Regions from separate parts of the Homo sapiens genome. Here regions 1 and 3 are each linked to region 2. A link is a contact called in ENCODE Hi-C or POLR2A ChIA-PET data. All regions are on one chromosome and are shown on one strand. Each heading gives the region's core, a stretch centred on a gene start or an enhancer-like site at or near the end of the contact. The rest is flanking DNA. Distances are from core to core; before and after follow the strand shown. Region 1 holds the start of PPP4R3A (protein phosphatase 4 regulatory subunit 3A). Region 2 holds the start of CALM1 (calmodulin 1). Region 3 overlaps FOXN3 (forkhead box N3).

What was found. A loop is a pair of places that touch in the nucleus more often than their neighbours do. ChIA-PET counts read pairs that join two places held with the same protein, here RNA polymerase II (POLR2A). Pooled maps may share reads with other maps.
Region 1: a loop to region 2 is called in a map of CD8-positive, alpha-beta T cell, with 8 times the contacts of the local background. The contact joins the promoter of PPP4R3A here to the promoter of CALM1 in region 2. A Hi-C loop is called at or near these places in 5 of 168 maps with a recorded cell type or tissue (CD4-positive, alpha-beta memory T cell, CD8-positive, alpha-beta T cell, naive thymus-derived CD4-positive, alpha-beta T cell and 1 more), 19 of 37 single-sample maps with no recorded cell type and 19 of 50 pooled maps. POLR2A ChIA-PET finds 5 or more read pairs at or near these places in 5 of 52 experiments (CD4-positive, alpha-beta T cell, CD4-positive, alpha-beta memory T cell, CD8-positive, alpha-beta T cell and 2 more).
Region 3: a pooled map shows a loop between it and region 2 (5-fold over the local background). The contact joins the enhancer-like site here to the promoter of CALM1 in region 2. A Hi-C loop is called at or near these places in 2 of 168 maps with a recorded cell type or tissue (B cell and sigmoid colon), 2 of 37 single-sample maps with no recorded cell type and 5 of 50 pooled maps. POLR2A ChIA-PET finds 5 or more read pairs at or near these places in 1 of 52 experiments (naive thymus-derived CD4-positive, alpha-beta T cell).

What each region holds. Positions count from the first base shown.
Region 1 is chr14:91,508,890-91,511,589 of GRCh38, reverse strand. PPP4R3A (protein phosphatase 4 regulatory subunit 3A) reads left to right here and starts at 1,280. Exons shown (of 15, transcript NM_001366432.2): 1 at 1,280-2,084. The coding sequence starts at 1,943. RefSeq lists silencers at 1,021-1,220, 1,801-1,900, 1,911-1,970, 2,221-2,270 and enhancers at 1,281-1,560, 1,378-2,028, 2,029-2,680.
Region 2 is chr14:90,395,708-90,398,407 of GRCh38, reverse strand. CALM1 (calmodulin 1) reads right to left here and starts at 1,379. Exons shown (of 6, transcript NM_006888.6): 1 at 1,175-1,379. The coding sequence starts at 1,177. RefSeq lists silencers at 8-77, 118-187, 268-817, 828-987, 1,268-1,687 and enhancers at 1,118-1,167, 1,289-1,583.
Region 3 is chr14:89,302,718-89,305,417 of GRCh38, reverse strand. All of the region lies in intron 3 of FOXN3 (forkhead box N3), which reads left to right. Among named protein-coding and RNA genes, the nearest start is that of FOXN3-AS3, 46 kb to the left of the region's middle. RefSeq lists enhancers at 60-329, 1,243-1,442, 1,543-1,602, 1,633-1,702. Within about 2 kb of position 1,342, at least 31 of the 41 ENCODE cell types and tissues checked have a DNase peak (open chromatin) inside an H3K27ac peak, as active enhancers do; they include B cell and sigmoid colon, where a contact is called at or near this core.

The DNA.
Region 1 (2,700 bases), core at 31-2,530, 1.1 Mb before region 2:
TGGGTGACAGAGAGACCCTGTCTCAAAAAAAATTTTTTTTCAATAAAATCTAAACGTAGATATTTCTGATGAAAATTTAGTATCCCAACAGAGACTTGCTGGAAGGACAAAATATATCACATTTTTAAGACATTGTACGTATATCTCATTAGTAATTTGATTATTGAAATAACTTTTGAAAATACCGCACTAAAACGTTAACACTAATTTCACCAGTTTCTTCGTACTTTTTGTGGCTACTGCAAAATTTAAAGTTATGTGTGTGGCTGCATTATATTCCGAGCGGACAAGCCCGACCTGGCAAGGCCTGGCAAATGGTAAAAGCCACCAAAATGGTGGCATATGAGCTGCATGATAGGAACGAGAATGATATTCCTTTGTGAAGATCAACAATACTTGACATCAAGTAGGTCTTCAAAACACAGGACTACCTAATGCTGAGAATTACTCCTCCCGATTACACAGTGTCGCATTTGTTTTTGTGAGCGCCTTAAGTTCCTTTTCCGACAAGAAAGGCTGGCAGACAGTTCTGATAGGGATGAAGGAATGGAGCACTTGGGGCTTGCCTAGGCTGTAAGGTGAAGTTTTAGAATTGTCACTTGGAACTCGGTCCCACGCCCAGAAATCGCAAACAGTCCCAAGTTTCCACACTGGCCACGCCAGTCCGCGACCCACGGCGGCTCCCAAGGCTGCGCCGACCTAGGCGCCCACACCCGCGACCTTCCCCGGAAGCGTTTCCATTTCATTCCCTCAAGTCCGCAAGGCGCCGGGTGGGTCCCGAGCGCCCGACTCAGCCATAAAGGCGGCCCCGGGAAAACGCTCTCGGAAGCGGGTAGGGGCCCAGGCCCACGCTGCCCGGCGTCCGCAGGCCAGGGGCAGGGGCAGAGGCAGGGACGGGGCAGGAACAAGGGAAGGTGGCGGCGGGCGGAGGCGAGGCCGAAGCGCCGGGGCCCGCGGGCAGAGGCCGCAAACGTATCCACGCCCCTCGTGCATCCTGGAGCGGGGCTGATGACGAACACAGGGCGCGACGGACGCACACACCGCCCAGCGCTCGCACGACGGTGCGTGCAAGGAGGCGGGAGGGAGCCTCGGGCTGTCACCGGCGCAATCTGCGTCCCGCCTCCTCCGCTCCCTGCGCTCCCGCCACCTCGGCAACTCCGCGCCCGCCTCCCGCCTCCGTCGGAAGCCTCCGCCGCAGTAAGGCTCCCGGTCTCGCTGCTGTCTCTTTAAATGGTGGGGCTACGAGCCGCCCCTGCAGCTGCTCCCTGGGTGGCCCCGCGCGCCGCTTTTGAGGGGCGAACCAAGATGGCGGCGGTTTTGGCTGTGTGAGGAAGACGGAAGAGACGGCGGCGGAGGGAAACCGACTTCCACTAGTCCGGGTCGCTTGGGCGGCCGGGGGCCCTCAGAGTCTCCCGGGCAGTGGTAGCAGTTGCAGCAGGATCAGGCGCCTGTCGGCTTCTGACGTTTAAAACAGGGGGAGCGGAAGGGAGCCACTGGCCGCGGTGGCAGGGCCAGGTATAAGGAAGGAAAATATGGCGGCGGCGGCGGCGGCCTGAGGAGGCGGCGGCGGCGCGGGAAGCTGCTTCGCGGAGATCATGGCGGAGGCGGGAGCAGGGCAGTGACGGGAGCCCCGAGTTCCTAGCGCTGCGGGGCGGGAGGCTACGAAGCGCTGCGCGGCCCCCTCGGGGCTGCCGGGCGCCGGGCTCGCCAGGCCTGGACAATAGCGCCGGGGAGCCGGAGGCGAGGAAAGGCGGCGGCCCAGAGCTCGGTCCCTGGAGCGGGCCATGCAGGCGGCGGCGCGGCCCCGCGGCGCCCAGCGGCGGCAGTGAGGCCGGGGAGCCCTCCGCTCGCGGGCGCCCTCACGCCTCGCCCCTCGCCTCTCCAGGGCCCCTTTCCTGGGCGTCTACTGGCGGGGCCCCCGCCCCGGTTCCCGGGCGGCACGATGACCGACACCCGGCGGCGGGTGAAGGTGTACACGCTCAACGAGGACCGGCAGTGGGACGACCGGGGCACCGGGCATGTGTCGTCTGGCTACGTGGAGCGGCTGAAGGGCATGTCCCTGCTTGTCAGGGCTGAGAGCGACGGTAAGTGAAGCCCCGCGCGGCGGGACCCTCGCAGCCCCCACGGCCCTGGGCCGCCTCCCTGGTTCTTGCGGGGCATGGCGCTCGCTCCACGAGAACAGAGGGACGGCTGGGGAGGGCGGCCACCTCGGGGGAGGACGGGCCCCAGGTACCCCAGTCTTGCGGGAGCTCCCCGGAGAGCGCTTGAAATGTTTCCTTTCTCTGAGTGCCTGGTGGCATTTTGGGTACGAGGAGAGCCAAGCGTGTTTGAGCTGTGCCGCCCTGGAGTGTGGAGAGGTCGAGGACCTGAGATAGGGAGTCCGGAGTGTGCTGTTCTTTTGCACTAGAGTGACCTTGAGAAAGACACTGATTAATCCGATCTGCTGCCTTAGTTCACCCATCTGTAAAGCAGGCATGAAACTTTGCTTGGAGCTAAGAAAGTTCTTGGACCTTTCACACTTTGAAGAACGTTTTGCTGTGCTTTTTTTGTTTTTCTTTTTAAACATCTTTTTGCTACATGTTTCTGATCGTGTTGAAGCTTGGCAACACTGTATCTGGCAACTCTACACTAAGAGAAAACGCTTTCCCTTGCGAAGATTTTCGTTCACCAGTGTTGGTTGTCTTTTTTATAGTAATGCAG
Region 2 (2,700 bases), core at 130-2,629:
GAAGTGGCGCGGGGCGAGGGACCGGGCAGGGCGCGTGCCCGGGGGCAGGCGTGGGGGGGAAGGCGGCCCCCGAGCGGGCGTCTGGACGCCGCCCCTCCTCGGCCAGGAGGGTCACCACCCCCGGCCCCCGCGCACCAGGGCTGAGGCCAAGGCCACCCGCACCTCCCACCCGCTTCTGCTCCCCCAGGCGACGAGCCCGCGGCGCCGCCGCCTCCTCCCGGAGCAGAAACTTTGCGTCTCTAATGGAAACCAAGCCGCGCGCCAGTTCCCTCCTCCCCCGCCGCCCCCCCCCCCCGCCCCAATTAGCGCGAGCCCAGCGCCTCCCGCGGGAAGTGCCTCCTGGTGCACCGAGGCTCACGCCCGCCCGCACTGCTGCACTGGGTGGGGGGCCGCAGGGTGCGAAAGCGGCAGGAACAAGCCACGGCCACACCGCAGGGCCCCGCCCGGGCGCAGGGCGGCCCGGCCGCCGCTTCCGCCCTCTCCGCCCCCAACCCCTCGCCTTCCTGCCCCCAACCCCACCCTTCCCCGGCTCCTTCCTTCCCAGCCCACGCCCGCGCCGCGCCCCCCGGGAAGAAGGAGGGGAGAGCGACCGAGGGAGGGCGCCCAGCAGGGCCGGCCAAAGTGGGGAGGTGGCGGGCGCTGACTGCGCCCCTCAACACCCGGCCGGAACAATGTGCGCCACCGGCCAGCTCCAGCCCATTCATTCTCCACTGCCCGCCCGACCTGCCACCTTCGCGCCGGCGGAGAAGCGGGGTGGGGAGGGGCGGGCCGGGGGGGGGGGTCTAGTGCCCGGCCCCGCCCGGCTCCCAGGCCGAAACGCTGCGCTGCAGGCAGCCCGGGTGCGGCGCTAGTGGATGCAGTGGGTGCGGGGCTGGGCGGGGGGCAGGGGGATTGGATGCAGAAACCCCCGCTGCAGTTGCGGCCGGAGCCCCTGCCCGTGGACGGCCTACGACCAAGTCCAGCTCCAAGGGGAACCAATAAATGAAGCTCCCTGGCAGAGGTCGCCGAGATGCAAATCCAAAATGCAACCTCCTTTAAGCGCAGCTGCTGCGTAACACTCAGAAAAGAAAAACCTCCAAGAACCAAAAACAAACAAAAAACAAACAAAACAACTAGAAATCTGGGAAGAAATCTCGGGCAGCTGCTACGCCGGCATTTGCCACTCCCGACCTACCATGGTGCGAGCGAAGGGAGGAAGAGCAGAGGGAGCGAGGGTGGCTGCACCAGCGCGGGGGCTGCGACGGCGGGGGTACCTCCGATGCCGCTGCTGCTGCTGCTGCTGCTAAGGCGCGCTGTGCGCTATGCCGCCGCCGCCGCCTGCGCCGCCGCCTGACTACGAGTAACGGCACGGCGTCCACGACACTCCCAGCACCACTGCCGGAGCGCGAGTCTGCGCCCCGCGATATATATATGGTGCGCCGTATCCCTCCGCCGCGGCGGAGCCGCCTCGCGCAGAGCGGCGCTGCGGCAGCCGGGCCTTGCCCGCCTGGTCCCGCCCCCGGGTTCGCCAGGCCTCCCGCCGCCCCCTGCGCGCCAGTCGCGGCGGCCCTACGCTGGGTCGGGGAAGCGTTCTAGGCTGGGCGCGCGGTCTCGGGTCAGGTGTGGCGGGGAGTCCTCAGGAGACGCCCACCCTGGGCGGGGGCGAAGACAGAGCGCCTGCTTAGTCCAACCTGGGGGCGGCCCAGAGCTTCGGAAGCCGTTCACTCCGCTACCTACCCCAGCCTCACCCCACCTGGGTGACCCTCCCACCTCAACATCTCCAACCGCTCCACTAGGGCTGCCGGCTCCCGCGTGCCCCTCGTCCTTGGGTCTGCAGCGGCCACTTCCAGTTTGGGGTGCTGCAGGAGGTCCTGAGAGTAGGGGGTCCGCGGGGAGGTGGAGGCAGATTGGCCACACTCCTTCAGCTGCCGAGGAGAGGGGTCTGCAGAGGACGAGGTAGTTGTCCTCCTGGAAGAAATTGGTCCTCTTCGGATTTTGGAGCAGTATCCGAGTCAAATTATTTATGCTCAGTTGCTAAATCTGTGTCATGCTGCGATGTTTAATCAGTCTTTAATGTTTTTACGTTTCCACTGAATATTTTTTAGGATGCCTGAATATTTCTCCCCTACTATTTTGTTCTTTTTCCTGGCGCCCGTCTTACTAAAATTAGTGTACCTGTGCAGCTTCTACAGACCTTAAACCCAGGCTTTAAATTTTTCGTAATTTTCCTGATCCTGAGAAGGGTCAGAGTCTTTATTCATAAATCCATAGAAACAAGGGAAAAAATAGATGCTTCAAATCCTCTGCATTACAAGTGGAACACACAGCCAATTGCCTCTCTTATGGAGCTAGATTGTATTTTAAACTACAGTTTTGATTATATTCCTTTTAAAAGACTATTTAAATCTTTAAATATACTAGTGTTTTCCATTTTTTATTATATTCCTTTTAAAATAATATTTAAATCTTTAAGTTTACTAGTGTTTTCCATTTTTCTGTAAAGTAGAGAAAGAACAATTTCAGCCAGTAATGTGAACCCCAGGACTTGTAAAAATCTAGACAAAATGCTGCAGTTTCTTTTCTTGCCAAGGCAGAACACAGAATTTGATCTTCTGTTTTACAGGGCCCGGGCAACAGTTGGAGGTTATCATTTGCTTACTGTTTCACAGAATATGGCAAAGTGTGTGATTAACATGCTGTGCTAGAAAGGGCTTTGCTTGC
Region 3 (2,700 bases), core at 93-2,592, 1.1 Mb after region 2:
CGTACTTGGGTCACATGTCATCTGCTCATGGTACTGAAACTCATCGGGTAGGACAGTGATGTCATAGAGGCGTCCTTTTCTCAAGGGCTCTTAAGATGAATCTGAGGTTTTTGTTGAACGATGGGTTCTGAAACATATGTGAAGCTCCAGCATAAACGTCTGAAGTCAGGATTCTGGTTCTTAAGCAGGAGCCGCGAGTTCACCATCGATGACCTCAGTTCCCATCTCCTAGTGGCCCTCAGTGGGTACAGACACCAGCACCCGGCCTGTGTGATCCGTCCTGGTGCTGGCCAGGCCTTCCTCTCGTCCCCTCCAGATCAGCCGGGCTCAGCGTAAGTTTTCTAGGACAACTTCGTAAAATGAATTCTCATTTCATAAGCAAATATAGTGTGAGTCATGCTTTGGCCACATAGAATTAAGAAGGAAGAAAAAACACTATTTATTTGGTTGGTACTTTTTTTTTTTTTTTTTTTAAGAAACTACACTGTATTCCAGATTTGTCCGCAGATCACTGTCAGCTTCCTCTCCTCTGGGTATATGTTTTTAAAGGACGTTGTCTATTATGGGTCAGGGTCCCCCGCTCCACCAGGCACTTCGGTGTGTATTTTCTCACTTAACTCCCAGCTCTGTGCAGAAGGTCTGGGAGACACCAGTGCTTAAGCCAAGTTTTATGGGGGCCAGACGAGGAGCAGCCGGGTTGAATGCCCAGGTTTTCTCTGGTTTCCAAGCCCATACTCTGCTTTATCCTTAGTTTTGGGCCCAGTTTTCAGAACACATCCAGAATCATCCATTTGCCCAGCAAACCAACATAAGGTATCAAATGAATGGCCAAGATGTTGAATGTATTTCATCCTTTGTTTCCTTGATTTCTAAAAAAACAGCCCTTAGATATTTTTAACAGAATTTTTAAAAAGCACCCCCTGTTGTCTAAGTTCTCTTTTCTATATGATCTTTGCCGCCTCTCCTGCCCCCACCTCCACCATAGTCAGAAATCTCACATCTCAACAAACATCTCTCTCCTGTCTTCACCGCGGTTCTGCTCACAGCCACTTTCCCCTTCAAACTGGACATTTTGGATTTTCCCTGCTAACCTTACCGCCCCTTCCCGCCCCTTCCCGGGCTCCAGCTCAGCAGGAAGAAATGTCGTCAGCAGAGGCTGCAAACCCAAGCCTGTCCCTTTTCAGTGGTATTTTTACTACGAGCTGAACTACTTCAGCATCATGTAAACACGCTGGAGTGTGTTCACAGCTGCCTCTCTTTTAAAGTTGAACCAGCTCAGAACTAAAAGGGGAACTGCTTTCAGGTTCTGTTCAAGTTTGCATGTGACAGCATCAAAGCTATTTTTAGCAGAGTGATCACCGGCAAGAAGCTGGAAACGGCTGCCTTCAACTATCAACAGTGGAAAGAAAGGATCATTTATGGACTGCTGCAGCTCTTGAGTCCATTTATATGGGAGACACAGGGGTGTGTAAATCTCTTCTTCAAAGTTACAAGGCGTCTTGTCCCCCATCACCTTTGCAGAGACAGGGCAGTGTTAATTTAGTGCTTGGTTGCCTGGGCTCCAAGTTAAAGTAGATACACTGATAATAGTGAATTATAGGACTGTCCTCAATGTCTGTTCTGAGAAGAAGGCGATGTATAGATGCTCAGAAACATCCATTAAACTTTTGAAGTGTTTGTATTGTTTCTTCAGTTTTCCTTTTCTTTTCTGTAGATCACCAAACTCAAGAGACAGCAGGAAACGGGAGGTAGTTATGTAAGCATCATGGCAATGAAGAGAGCATGAGTCACTTACTAGCCATGCGACCCTCATTAAGTGACTTTTCCTTTCTGAATTAAGTGTTCTTAGCTGCAAAATGAGGATCATAATACCAGCCCTATATACTTTATAGGGCTAGTTTTTTTTTTGTTTTTTTTTTTTAGCAGATGTTTATTGAACACCTACTCCATGCCAGCTCCTGGGGACATGAGCTGAATCAGATCGTCAGTGTCTTCAGAGAGCTCACAGTCTAGCTCCATAAATAACTAACTTATAATACCCTGTGTTTCATGGAAAGGAGACAGCATAAGACAGATAGGATCTGCTCTCAGCATGGAGGGAGGCAGGAAGAAGACAGGAGGAGCAGTATTTTCAAGACAGCATAAAAGTTTGCAAAGAAAACAAGGGAGTGAGGGACATTCCAAGCAGGGGCAACTGAGTAGCAATGACAGAGGTCAAAGGCGCTCTGGTGTCTCCAAGGGACCATGAGCAACTTGGTATTGTCAGAGCGAAAAAAACTAAAAGACAAGGGGTGGCAGGAGAAGCTGGAGCAAGTGGAGCCAATTGTTTAGTGCTAAAGAACCTGGAAGTGGCACAGGTCACAGGGAGCCAGGAGTCATTTTGAGCACACGATTGACTGGATTATACACAAATTAAAGTGGAGTCATTGCTAGCAAAAGTCCCTGAATCTGTGTATATGAAGTGGTAGCAGTTTAGTGCAGGCAAAGAATGCCCTACACATAAAGTGTCCTCCCTGGAAAGGCTAAGCTGTAGCACAGTACTAAAACTTGGTGGCCTGTGACTCCTTTGAACAATGCCTTTGAAGAGGGCGGAGGTGGGCAGCCTTTGAAGAGGGTGGAGGTGGACAGAGAAGGGCAGATGAAAGGGAGAGAAGTAGCATACCTTCTCAGACCCGATTGGTACTGGGCTCTGCAAGTGGC